Linked DNA regions of Homo sapiens: region 2 is linked to region 1. A link is an interaction called in ENCODE POLR2A ChIA-PET data of the cell type or tissue named here. Cell type or tissue: B cell. All regions are shown on one strand. Links, peaks and the distances in the headings refer to the core of each region. The heading gives the core; the rest is flanking DNA.

What was found. ChIA-PET counts read pairs that join two places held together with the same protein. Peaks named below come from ENCODE experiments on the same cell type or tissue, not always from the same donor. Only the 100,000 strongest peaks of a DNase experiment are listed, where the experiment ranks them.
Region 2: POLR2A ChIA-PET joins it to region 1 with 8 read pairs; 5 of 35 experiments call an interaction of 5 or more read pairs at or near these places.

The regions. Positions count from the first base shown.
Region 1 is chr15:64,261,135-64,267,774 of GRCh38, forward strand. The region is part of intron 2 of CSNK1G1 (casein kinase 1 gamma 1); the gene reads right to left. Among named protein-coding and RNA genes, the nearest start is that of CSNK1G1, 92 kb to the right of the region's middle. In B cell, for the core only: no CTCF peak of the experiment used is centred there; a DNase peak (open chromatin) is centred at 2,607.
Region 2 is chr15:64,335,017-64,341,656 of GRCh38, forward strand. The region is part of intron 1 of CSNK1G1 (casein kinase 1 gamma 1); the gene reads right to left. Among named protein-coding and RNA genes, the nearest start is that of CSNK1G1, 18 kb to the right of the region's middle. In B cell, for the core only: no CTCF peak of the experiment used is centred there; no DNase peak of the experiment used is centred there.

The sequences.
Region 1 (6,640 bases), core at 357-5,356:
GATAGTAATAAGTAAGAGAGGAACAGATGAGGCAGTAACAAACAGCCAATTCCCAGGCCGATTAAAACTTTAATTTGGCCCAGGACTTCTTGCACACCAGATGTGACTCTGCGCAAAGATTTTTCAGGACAGCTCTTCCTGAAATGAAATGAGCATTGTTACTGTGACTTAAAACTAGTTTTAGGGCCAGGTGCAGTGGCTCATGCCTGTAATCCCAGCACTTTGGGAGGCTGAGGTGGGTGGATCACCTGAGGTCAGGAGTTCGAGAACAGCCTGGCCAACATGGTGAAACTCTGTCTCTACTAAAAATACAAAAATTAGTTGGGGGTAGTGGTGGGCACCTGTAATCCCAGCTACTCAGCAGACTGAGGCAACAGAATCACTTGAACCTGGGAGGCAGAGGTTGTGGTGAGCTGAGATCATGCCATTGCACTCCAGCATGGGAGAGAGGAACAAAACTCTGTCTCAAAAACAACAACAACAAAAAACAAAACAAAACCAACTAATTTTAGCACAGGCTTAACCCTAAGAACTTAATTACAGCTCACACTTGTAATCCCAGCACTTGGGGAGGGCGAGGCAGGTGGCTCAAGAGGTCAGGAGTTGGAGACCAGTCTGACCAACATGGTGAAACCCTGTCTCTACTAAAAATACAAAAATTAGGCAGGCGTGGTAGTGTGCACCTGTAATCCCAGCTACTCAGGAGGCTGAGGCAGGAGAATCGCTTGACCTGGGAGGCAGAGGTTGCAGTGAGCCGAGATCGCACCATTGCACTCCAGCCTGGGCAACAGAGCAAGACTCCGTCTCAAAAAAAAAAAAAAAAAAGCCATTAATACCATTTTTCCCTGTTCCTACTTCCTGTATAATTGCAGAACATCAATGCTATCTTAAAGTTTAAAATGAAAGGTTTTATGACCTGATAAGATCTGTGATTTTGCATGAGCATTGTGAGGTAGTACAAGATTAACTAGAAAAATAAGAGAACAGAAGTAGGGAAAAGCATGTGAATATTTAATGCCCATCTACACAGATACCAGACATCTAAGATGAGCAACCTCAGTTCTCACCCTTCATAGACTGTATTCTAGCTCCTCACACAAGGTCTTGTATGTGGTGGCTCAAAAGTGTGTCAAATAAATCACATGATATAGTGAGTGTTAAAACAGAAATACAAATGAGTCAGTAGAAGAGCTTGGATACGGAGGGTAGTGAATTTGGGCACAAGCAGCACTTGAAGTGAGTCCTGACGGATGAACAGAGGAGAGAATAAAAGGCATTTTCTATTTTTAAAAAATACTAATTTGAACAATGATATGGATAAATGATAGAAAATGCACAGGATGTGATATACTGTGGGTAGACCCATATAATCGGAGCACATAGTGTGTGGGAAGAAACAGAAGAAAAGCCATAAACATCCACTAAGCTAAGGACAGGTTATGAATAATATCCAATGCCAGGTCCCCACTCTGAGGTATGTACCTGTGGGTACTTGGAAGTGTGCCAAGGCCTTTGTGCACTAAGCTACAGGACAAGTAAGATACACTTTTCTTGGATCCTAATTTTCATTTGAAGATTTGGATAAAGTCTTTTTATTTACATAAAAACAAACCTACTATATTATAGAAATTGTGCATAGATTTCTTTTGAAGAAAAAGATGCAGTCAGGCGCAATGGCTCACGCCTGTAATCCCAGCACTTTGGGAGACCAAGGTGGGTGGATCACCTGAGGTCAGGAATTCGAGACCAGCCTGACCAACATGGAGAAACCCCCGTCTCTACTAAAAATACAAAATTAGCCAGGTGTGGTGGTGCATGCCTGTAATCTCACCTAATTGGGAGGCTGAGACAGGAGAATAGCTTGAACCCAGGAGGCAGAGGTTGCAGTGAGCGGAGATCACACGACTGCACTCCAGCCTGGGCAACAAGAGCAAAACGCCATCTCAAAAAAAAAAAAAAAAAAAAGCAAGAGTTCAAAGAAATCCTGGGCACTTACATATTTGTTTCTTCCACAAGAAGTCTTGAGGAGTCTCATCATTCAGTGTGCAACCTTTTTCTTTTTTCTTTTTTTTGAGACAGAGTCTCGCTCTGTTGCCCATGCTGGAGCGCAGTGGCATGATCTCAGCTCATTGCAACCTTTGCCTCCATGGTTCAAGCGATTCTCCTGCCTCAGCCTCTGGAGCGGCTAGGATTACAGGTGCGCGCCAACATGACCAACTAGTTTTTGTATCTTTAGTAGAGACGGGGTTTCGCCATGTTGGCCAGGATGGGCTCGATCTCTTGACTTCATGATCCGCCTGCCTTGGCCTCCCAAAGTGCTGGGATTACAGGTTTGAGCCACCGCTCCCAGGCTCAGTGTGCAACCTTTTCCTTATTTTTCCTGCATTTAGCTGGGCAGCCGCTTTTCACAGTGCAGTTGACTTTCAACTAAATTTTCCATTTTTAGCCCCTTCTGCATCCCACCTTTGTGAAGTTCCTAGTGTCTCCAATTCCTAAGCCTATCTGGTATATTTTATAGCATTAACCGGCCTGCCCCTTCAGGCACTCAGCCTTGTCTGGAGTGCTAAGTCAGTTACCACCTAACCATCTGTGTTTCAGCTTCCAAAATTTTGTTAACATTTCTCAGTCTGTTTTCACTTTCTCTTCCATTTTTTTGGTTCCTTGTGGTTTTATGCCTTTTTGTTTACCAAAAAAAAAAAAAAAAAAAAAAAAAGCCCTTTTCTAAATATACTTTCTAGTCTTAAGACTAAGCCAGCACCCAATTTCATAAACTTCTACCTATAATTATTTATGCATATATTTTTTACTTCCACTCGGCAGTAAATTTCCAGAGGACAGTAACGTTTAATTCATCTTTTTATCCCTAGAAACAAACATAGTATCTGACATTCAGTAGGTAAGAGATGCTAAAGTGAACAACTTGACTTGATATATGTAGAAAGTTCTTGTGAGAAAGTTCTTGGGTGATAAAAAAGAAAGGCTAGTTTAGAATAAGATTATAGATAATCCTAAATGCAAATATAGGAGTTTTAACTTCATTCTTCGGTTTGCTGTGAACGAAGGGGAAAAGCAAATGGTGAAAGTTGTATTTTTACAATATTAATCTGACAACTATATGAGAACAAATGTTTAAAAATCTGAAGAAATGGAATAGTTCCTGGAAACATACATACAACCTACCAAGATTGAGTCAGAAGAAATAGAAAACCTGAAGAGAATAACAAGTAATAAGATGGAAGCAATGATAAAGACTCCCCCAGCAAAGAAAAAGCCCAGGACCTGATGGCTTCACTGCTGAATTCTATCCAACATTGAAAGAAAAAATATAAATTCTTTTCAAACTATTTCAAAAAACCAAAGAGGAGGGGAATAATACTTCTAAACTTATTCTGAGTCCAGCATTACACTGATACCAAAACCAGGCCAGGATAAAACAAAATAAAACTACAGGCCAATATCCCTGATGAAAACAGAGGCACAAATCGTCAACAAAATACTAACAAACTAAATCCAACAACACACTAAAAGATGATTCACCATGATCACATGGGATGTATCCCGGGGATGTTAAGGATGCTTGAATATATGCATATCAATACACGTGACACGTCACATGAACAGAATGAAAGACAAAAACCATATGATCATCTCAACAGACACAGAAAAGACATTTGATAAAATTCAACATCCCTTCATGATAAAAACTCTCAATAAATTAGGCATAAAAGGAACACATTTCAACATAATAAAGGCCATATATGACAAACTCACAGCTAATATCAGACTGAATGGGGAAAAATTAAAAGCTTTTCCTCAAAAGACTAGAACAAGACAAGGATGCCCACTTTCACCAATTTTATACAACATAGTATTCAAAGCCCTATCCAGACCAATGAGGCAAAAGAAAGGGCATCCAAATAGGAAAGGAGGAAATCAAACTGTTCCTGTTTGCAGACCACATAATCATATATATAGAAAATCCCAAAGACTCCACCAAAAAACTATTAGAATAAATGAATTCAGTAAAGTTACAGGATACAAAATTAACATACAAAAATTAGTAGCATTTCTAATGCCAAAAACAAACCAGTGGAAAAAGAAATTGAGAATATAATCGGAGCACACAGTGTGTGGGAGGAAATATGGTTTGGCTGTGTCCCCACCCAAATCTCATCTTGAATCATAGCTCCCATAAGTCCCATGTATAGTGGGAGAGACCCAGAGGGAGGTAACTGAATCATGGGGTGGGTTTTTCACATGCTGTTCTCATGATAGTGAATAAGTCTCACAAGATCTGATGGTTTTATAAAGGGGAGTTCCCTTGCACATGCTCTCTTTGCCTGCTGCCATGTAAGATGTGACTTTGCTCCTCCTTTGCTTTCTGCCATGATTGTGAGGCCTCCCAGCTATGTGGAACTATGAATCAATTAAACCTCTTTCCTTTATAAATTAGCCAGTCTTGGGTATGTCTTTATTACTGGCATGAGAACAGACTAATACAGAAGACAATCCCATTTACAATAGCTTTAAAAAAAAAAAAAAACCTAGGAATAAATTCAACCAAAGGGGTGAATGATCTCTACAAGGGAAACTATAAAATACCAACAAAAGAAACTGAAGAACACACACACCAAAAATGAAATATATCCATTGGAAGAAAATTGGCCAGTCACAGTGGCTTATGCCTATTACTGCCAGCACTTTAGCAGGAGGCCAAGGCAGGAGGATCATTTCAGGCCAGGAGTTTGAGAGCAGCTAAGCAACATATGAGACACTGCATCTGCAAAAAAAAATTTTTAATTAGCCAGGTGTAGGGGTAAGTGCCTATAATCCTAGCTAGTAGGTAGACTGAGATGGGAAGAATGTTTGAGTCTAGGATCTTTGAGATCATGTCACTACACTCCAGCCGAGGTGACAAAACAAGACCTTGTCTCTTTTTTTTTTTTGGAGACAGAGTCTCGCTCTGTTGCCAGGCTGCAGTGCAGCGACACGATCTCGGCTCAATGCAAACTCTGCCTACCGGGTTCAAGCAATTCTCCTGCCTCAGCCTCCTGAGTAGCTGGGACTATAGGCATGAGGACCACACCCTGCTAATTTTTGAATTTTTAGTAGAGACAGGGTTTCACCATATTGGCCAGGATGATCTAGATCTCCTGACCTCATGATCCACTGACCTCGTGATCCACCCGCCTTGGCCTCCCAAAGTGCTGGGATTACAGGAACAAGCCACCACACCCAGCCCCTGACCTTGTCTCTTAAAAAAAATAAAAATAAAAAATCGGAAGAATATTGTTACAATGTCCATTCCACCCAAAGCGATCTACAAGATTCAATGCAATCTCTATCAAAATACCAATGACATTCAACACAGAAAGAGAAAAAAAAATCCTAAAATTCATATGGAACCACAAAAGATTCCAAATAGCCAAAATAATCTTGGGCAAAAAGAACAAAGCCAAAAGAATCACTCTACCCAATGCAAAAATCTCCTAGAAAACTATAGTAACCAAAGCAGCATGGCACTGGCATAAAAACACACAAGTGAAACAGAATAGAGAACTCAGAAATAAATCTCCACATTTACAGGTAACTGATTTTCGACAAAGATGCCAAGAATATACACTGGGGAAAACAGTCTCTTCAATAAATGGTACTAGGAAAACTGGATATTCACACATAGAAGGAAGAAAGTAGACCCTTATCTCTCACCTTATGCAAAAATCAACTCAAAATGAATTAAAGACTTAAATGTAAGACCCAAAACTATAAAACTACTAGAATAAAACACAAGGGAAATGCTTCATGACATTCTCTAGGCAAAGATGTTTTGGATGGGACCTCAAAAGCAAAGCAGGCTCATGCCTCTCATCCTAGCATTTGGGAGGCCGAGGTGGGTGGATCACTTGAGGACAGGAGTTCAAGACCAGCCTGGCCAACATGGCGAAACCCCACCTCTACTAAAAATACAAAAATTTAGCTGGGCGTGGTGGTGCACGCCTGTAATCCCAGTTACTTGGGAGGCTGAGGCAGGAGAATCACTTGAACCCAGGAGGAGGAGGTTGAAGTGAGCCAAGACTGTGCCACTGCACTCCAGCCTGGGAGACAAAGCGAGACCTTATCTCAAAAAAAAAAAAAAAAAAAGAAAAGAAAAGAAAAAGAAAAACAGCACTGGCAACAAAAGTGAAAACAGGCAAATGGGATTATATCAAATTTAAAAGTTTCTCAACAGAGTGAAGAGACAACCTAGAGGGAAAAAATATTTGCAAATTATTCATCTGACAAAGGGTTAATATCCAGACCATATAAGGAACTTGAACAACTCACTAACAAAAAACCCCAAATAATCCAATTTAAAAATGGGCAAAAAACCAAAATGGACATTTCTCAAAAGAAGACATTCAAATGGCTAGCAGATACATGACAAAATGTTCAACATTACAAATCATCAGGGAAATCAAGTCGAAACCACAATGAGAAACCACCTCACTCCAGTTAAAATGGCAATTATCAAAAAAACAAATGCTGGCAAGAATGTGAAGAGAGGGAAATTTTTATACTCTGTTGGTAGGAATGTAGATTAGTACAGCCATTATGGAAAACAATATGAAGAGTTCTCAAAAAATTAAAAACAAAACTACCA
Region 2 (6,640 bases), core at 1,057-6,056, 75 kb after region 1:
TACAAAGATTCAGATTATTGACTTATTTTGCAAGTACTGCTCAGTTCACATAATCTACAAAGAAAATGAGAATCTGCTGCAAATCTATCTGTCATTTCAGAACACATCCTGTGTGAGAAGGGTAGCCTAATACATGCTTTTAGGAAAAACATATTTCAATACCTGATAAAGAGTTTTGTCTACCTCACTAAAAATTTTTTTAAGCAAAGCTAGGCTAAAACAATAAAAACATAACCTTATCTGAGAAGATGGCTTTCCTTCCCTACTCAAGGAAAATAAATAATAAAACAATCAAGATGAAGCCAGTATTGAGGAGCCACAGACACTTCTTACTGGCATAAAAATAAAGTACCACAAAGGTCCTGATCCTCATTTTTCTTTCAATTGTTATACTTTTCCTTAAAAAAAATAAGGGCTTTAATAACTGCACTTTGGTAACAAAGTCAGTCACCATGACTGCCTATAGAAACACAAAAAGGCAGCCTTGATGATTGTCCCAAGAAATTACTGACTTGATTTTTCCATTAACTGCCTCATCACTATCTACCTCCTAAAGAATCAGTATATTTCTTTCATGAATATTTACTTTGTGATTGATGATTTGAATTTTAAGCTTTAATAACCAACTTTAACAATTATTATTTTTTAAAAACCCTATCACAAGCTTAGTAGTAAAGAATCATTCTAATGTTGATGGAAACAATTAGAATTTCAACCTTTTCTGTTGATCAAGAAAATACTAGACTGTCATACAAGCTACATCCTCACTTGAGTTCTCTAAGGATGAAAGTCAACAAATTCTTGCTGTTGTTCCTGTATTGTCCTAGTCATTTCATTTCAAAAACCTAAGAATAAGGAGAAAATAAAATTTACCTGCAACATCCCAGTAATCTTTTTCAATGCAAGCACAAATATTTCCTGTTTGTCACTATACCCCCAGTACCTACACTAGGCCTAACACATAGTATAACAGTTGCTCAATAAATTTATGGAGCATGAATGAATAATATTCATCTTAATTCATATATCCATCTATCGATTTATGTGGCTATTTTTTACCTATCTGCCTACCAAACTATTCTATGGAACTCTATGCGACTAGGGACTGCTCTCTGACTTACGTACCTAAACCGTTCAAAGCACCATGCCCAAAACAGAGTAAACAAATGTAAAATTGAATTGACTGTTTTCAAGTAACTGAAATTTACTTGACAAATTATCTTGATTAACTAGATTCGATCTCTCTCATTTCACTCCTTATTCTATTCACAAGAAAATTACAAAGCAAAACCACAATGTCCTCAAAGTGTATAAGCCACACTCTACATACTTCCTTTCTTCCTTTCTTATTTGTTTTAAAGCCCAGGAATTCTACTGAAGTCAGCATAAATGCTACCTGCACTCAATACTTACCTATGTCACTGAACATGCTTAATTGATAAATTTAAATAATAATTTTGGCAGGTCCTGTGCTATGTGCCTATAATCCCAGCTACTCAAGAGACTGAGGTGGGAGGATCACTTTGAGCCCAGGAGTTCATGACCAGCCTGGGCAACTTAGAAAGACTCCATCTCAAACAAAAAAATAACAATAATAATTAATTTTTGATCTGAAAATGTAAGAGATTCAAAATAACTGACATAGATATAACAAACTAGAAAGCATCTATAACCAAGGAAAATATAACTTTCATTAGAGAGGAAGTTTACAGGTTAGTAACAGTTCATGGAAAACTCAGTTTTAGTCACGATTCTATGGAAAAATCATCTACTCAAGTAATATAAAAATTTTCACTAGTGAGATTTACATTACAGAAAATCCTTCACATAAACATATTTTATAAATATTCACATATGTCTTTTTAACGTATTATTTACTTTTTTCTGATTCAGAAACACATGCTTGTTATTTTGAAAAAAGCAGAACTCGGCCGGGCGCAGTGGCTCACACCTGTAATCCCAGCACTTCAGGAGGCCAAGACGGGTAAATCACCTGAGGTCAGGAGTTCAAGACCAGCCTGGCCAACATGGTGAAACCCCATCTCTACTAAAAATACAAAAATTATCCAGGCGCAGTGGCAGGCACCTGTAATCCCAGCTACTCAGGAGGCTGAGGCAGGAGAATCGCTTGAACCTGGGAGGTGGAGGTTGCTGTGAGCTGAGATCTTGCCACTGTATGCCAGCCTGGGCAACAGAGCGAGACTCCGTCTCAAACAAAACAAAACAAAAAAACAAAAGCAAGCAGAACTCATAGAAACATATGACAAAAAAATGAGAGTGAAACTTCATCACCAAAAAAGACTTCTAATAAGTTTTTCCAGTAATATACTAACATTTTTGTCTGTTTTAAGAGACAGAATCTTGCTCTGCCACCCAGGCTGAAATGCAGTCGTACCATGATAGCTCACTGCAGCCTCGAACTCCTGGGTTCAAGCTATTCTACCACTTCAGCCTCCCGAACAGCTAGGACTACAGGTACCACCATGCCTATTTTATTTTTTGTAGAATGGGTCTCATTATGTTGCCTAGGCCGGTCTCAAACTCTTAGCCTCAAGTAATCCTCCCACCTCAGCTTCCCAAAGCTCTGGGATTACAGATGTGAACCCACCTGGCTTTGTTTTTTACTGTGATAAAATATATATAATATTTATAATTTAACCTTTTGTAAATGTACAATTCAGTGGCATGAAAACACACTCACAATATTGTGTAACAGTCTCCAGTATCTATACCCAAAATATTCTCATTATCCTCAACATTAATTCTGTACCCATTAAACAATAGCTCTGCTTTTCTCTGCCCCATCAGCCCCTGATAACCTCTATTCTACTTTGTCTTTGAATTTGTCTATCCTAGGTAGCTCATAAGTGAAATCATGCAATATTTGTCCTGTGTCTGACTTATTATACTAAGCATGTTTTCAAAGTTTACCCACGTCATAGCATGTGTCAGAATTTCCTTCCTTTGTATGTATATACTACATATTGTTTATGCACTCATCTGTCAACAGGCGCTTGGTTGGCTATTATGAATGCTGTTATAAAGGTACTGTACAAACATCTGTTTCAAACCCTGTTTTTGATTCTTTTAGATATATGCCTAAGAGAGGACTGCTGGGTCTATATGGTAGTCCTATGTGTAACCTTTCGAGAAACTGCCAAGCTGTTTTCCACAATGGCTGCGGCATTTTATATTCCCACCAGCAATAAATAGAGTTCCAATTTCTCCACATCCTCACTACTTTTTTACTTTCTGTGTGTGTATTTTAATAGCTATCTTAATGGATGTGAAGTGATATTTAGTATGATAGCAAGATTAGGACTTCTATAGATGTGCAAGAACCATTTTCTAAGTAAGCATAGGCATGGGACATCTAACAACTTGATGGTTAAAAACACTTGAGCCCGGCGCGGTGGCTCACACCTGTAATCCCAGCACATTGGGAGGCCAAGACAGGCAGATCACCTGAGGTCAGGAGTTCGAGACTAGCCTGACCAACACAGAGAAACTCCCATCTCTACTAAAAATACAAAATTAGCTGGGTGTGGTGGTACATGTCTATAATCCCAGCTACGCAGGAAGCTGAGGCAGGAGAATCGCTTGAACCTAGGAGGTGCAGGTTGTGGTGAGCTGAGATCGTGCCACTGCACTCCAGCCTGGGCAACAAGAGTGAAACTCGGTCTCAAAAAAAAAAAAAAAAAAAAAAAAAAAACACTTCTGGCCGGGCGCGATAGCTTACACCTGTAATCCCAGCACTTTGGGAGGTGGAAGCTGGTGGATCACCTGAAGTTGGGAGTTCGAGACCAGCCTGACCAACATGGTGAAACCCCGTCTCTACTAAAAATACAAAATTAGCCAAGGATGGTGCTGCATGCCTGTAATCACAGCTACTTGAGAGGCTGAGGCAGAAGAATGGCTTGGACCCAGGAGGTGGAGATAGCAGTGAGCCAAGATCACGCCACTGCACTACAGCCTGGGCAACAAGAGCGAAACTCCATCTCAAAAAAAAAGTACTTCCAAGAAAAGGGGAGAGTTAAAGTGCAGGATTCTGAAGGGAAAAAGTTAAGGAGGAGAGAAAAGGGGCTACAGGAAAAGAATTAGCAGTTACAAGGGATACAGTCAAGTGAATGTAATCTCTAGTACAGTGATTCTCAAAGCATTGTCCCTAGGTCACCAGCATGAACATCATCTGCAAATCTGCTGAAAATGGAAATTTGGAGGCCCTACCCCAGATGAGCTGAATCAGAAATTCAGGGGGTGAGGACCAGCAATCTGTGTTTTTTTGTTTTTTGTTGTTATTGTTGTTGTTGTTTTGAGGTAGAGTCTCACTCTCTCGCCCAAGGGGGAGTGCAGTGGCACAATCTCCGCTCACTGCAACCTCTGCCTCCCAGGTTCAAGCGATTCTCCTGCCTCAGCCTCCCAAGTAGCTGGGATTACAGGCACCCACCACCACGCCCGGCTAATTTCTGTATTTTTAGTAGAGACAGGGATTCGCCATGTTGGCCCAGCTGGTCTCAAACTCCTGACCTCAGGTGATCCACCCGCCTCGGCCTCCCAAAGTGCTGGGATTACAGACATGAGCCCAGCCAGCAATCTGTGTTTTAACAAACCCTCCAGAAAATTCCAATACATGCTAACATTTTAGAACCACTAGTGTCTAATAAGAGAACTTTAATTATGTAATTAAGATTAAAGCAAAAGAAACAGGAGGAGCAGTAGTGCCCACTGACAACTGTCAGAGGACAAATTGCACAAGGCCTTAAATACGAATATTAAATCAAGAGGAGTGACTGACAGTTCTCAATTTCTGAGGCTCTTTTCCTCTATTAATACCACTGCCCTCAACTAGAGAATGGTCTTTTCAAACTCTCACAGAGTATTTATGAAACTTGACTATATGCTATGCCCAAGAACCACTAAGTTGCATCCATCAATTTTGATGTTGTTTTTTTAATTAACATTCAGTGTTATGCATTGGTAAACCTCTATCATTATTTCTTTTGTAACCTCAAGAGTTATTTAGATGTGTTCTTTTAAATTTCCAAACATTTTTAAAGGTCATTTTTTTAAAAAACTGAGTCCTAATTTAGTTTGCACTGTCATCGAAGGTTTGGTCTATAGAATACATATTCTTTGAATTTGTTGAGATTTTCAGGGCTACTTTGAAGGTTGTTACCTCTCGCATTACAGAAATTTTGGATTCCACAAAGTAACTATATCTGCAAATAGTAGTAACTGTATGAAACTAATTCTTTAAAACTTGAGTACAATGTTCTATATTCACCCAATAGCTCTGTCTTGTTGTGTTGTTTTAATGATTTTTTTTTCTTTAGCACATCTCTGCTGGCAGGAAGTATTGTTTTAATGTCAAAAACATCTATTCTAATATAATGGTGAATTTATAAATTTCTCCTTGTAGTTGTTATGTAGGTTTATGTATGTTGAACCTGTATTATCTGGTATAAGTAACAGAATTCTAGTATCTTCCTGGTAAACTAAACCTTTTATTGTTATATGATGTGGTAGAGACTGCAGGTGGCTTTCCCAGAATCACCACTCCCTCAGTAAAGTCCAGTTTTATTCTGGGCAGCCTAATTACCTTGCAGCAAAGGGCTAATGAAGTTGCTAGGTAGAACTTCTGTGAAACCACTTTAAGGTCATGTATGTTGGCTCATGCCTGTAATCCCAGCACTTTGGGGGGCCGAGGCCAGAGGATCACTTGAGCCCAGGAGCTCAAGACCAGACTGGGCAATATGGCAAAATCCTGTCTCTACAGATAGTTTTTTAAAAATTAGCCAGGCATGGTGGTGTGTGCCTGTGGTCTCAGCTACTTAGGAGGCTGAGGTGGGAGGATCACTTAAAGCCTGGGTAGTTGGTACTGCAGTGAGCCATGATCACACCACGGCACTCCAACCTGGGCAATAGAGTGAGGCACTGTCTCAAAAACACCACCACGTCCAGCTAATTTTTATCTTTTTTTTTTTTTTTTTTTTTTTTTTTGAGACGGAGTCTCGCTCTGTCGCCCAGGCCGGACTGCGGACTGCAGTGGCGCAATCTCGGCTCACTGCAAGCTCCGCTTCCCGGGTTCACGCCATTCTCCTGCCTCAGCCTCCCGAGTAGCTGGGACTACAGGCGCCCGCCACCGCGCCCGGGTAATTTTTTGTATTTTTAGTAGAGACGGGGTTTCACCTTGTTAGCCAGGATGGTCTCAATCTCTTGACCTCATGATCCACCCGCCTCGGCCTCCCAAAGTGCTGGGATTACAGGCGTGAGCCACCGCGCCCGGCCAATTTTTATCTTTTTAGTAGAGCCGGGGTTTCACTACATTGGCCAGGATGGTCTCAATCTCCTGACCTCATGATCCACCCGCCTTGGCCTCCCAAAGTGCTGGGAATACAGGCGTGAGCCACAGTGCCCGGCCTGAAATATTTATTAAACTGTCATTTATTTCTTCTGTTGGTTGGTTGGTTGGTTTCAAAGACATCTTGCCCTGTCACTCAGGCTGGAGTGTAGTGGCATGATCAGATCTCACTGCAGCCTCAAACTCCTGGGCTCAAGCAATCCTCTTGCCTCAATCTCTTGAGTAGCTGAGACTACCAGCTCGTGCCATGACACCCAGCTAATTTTTTTTTATTTTTTA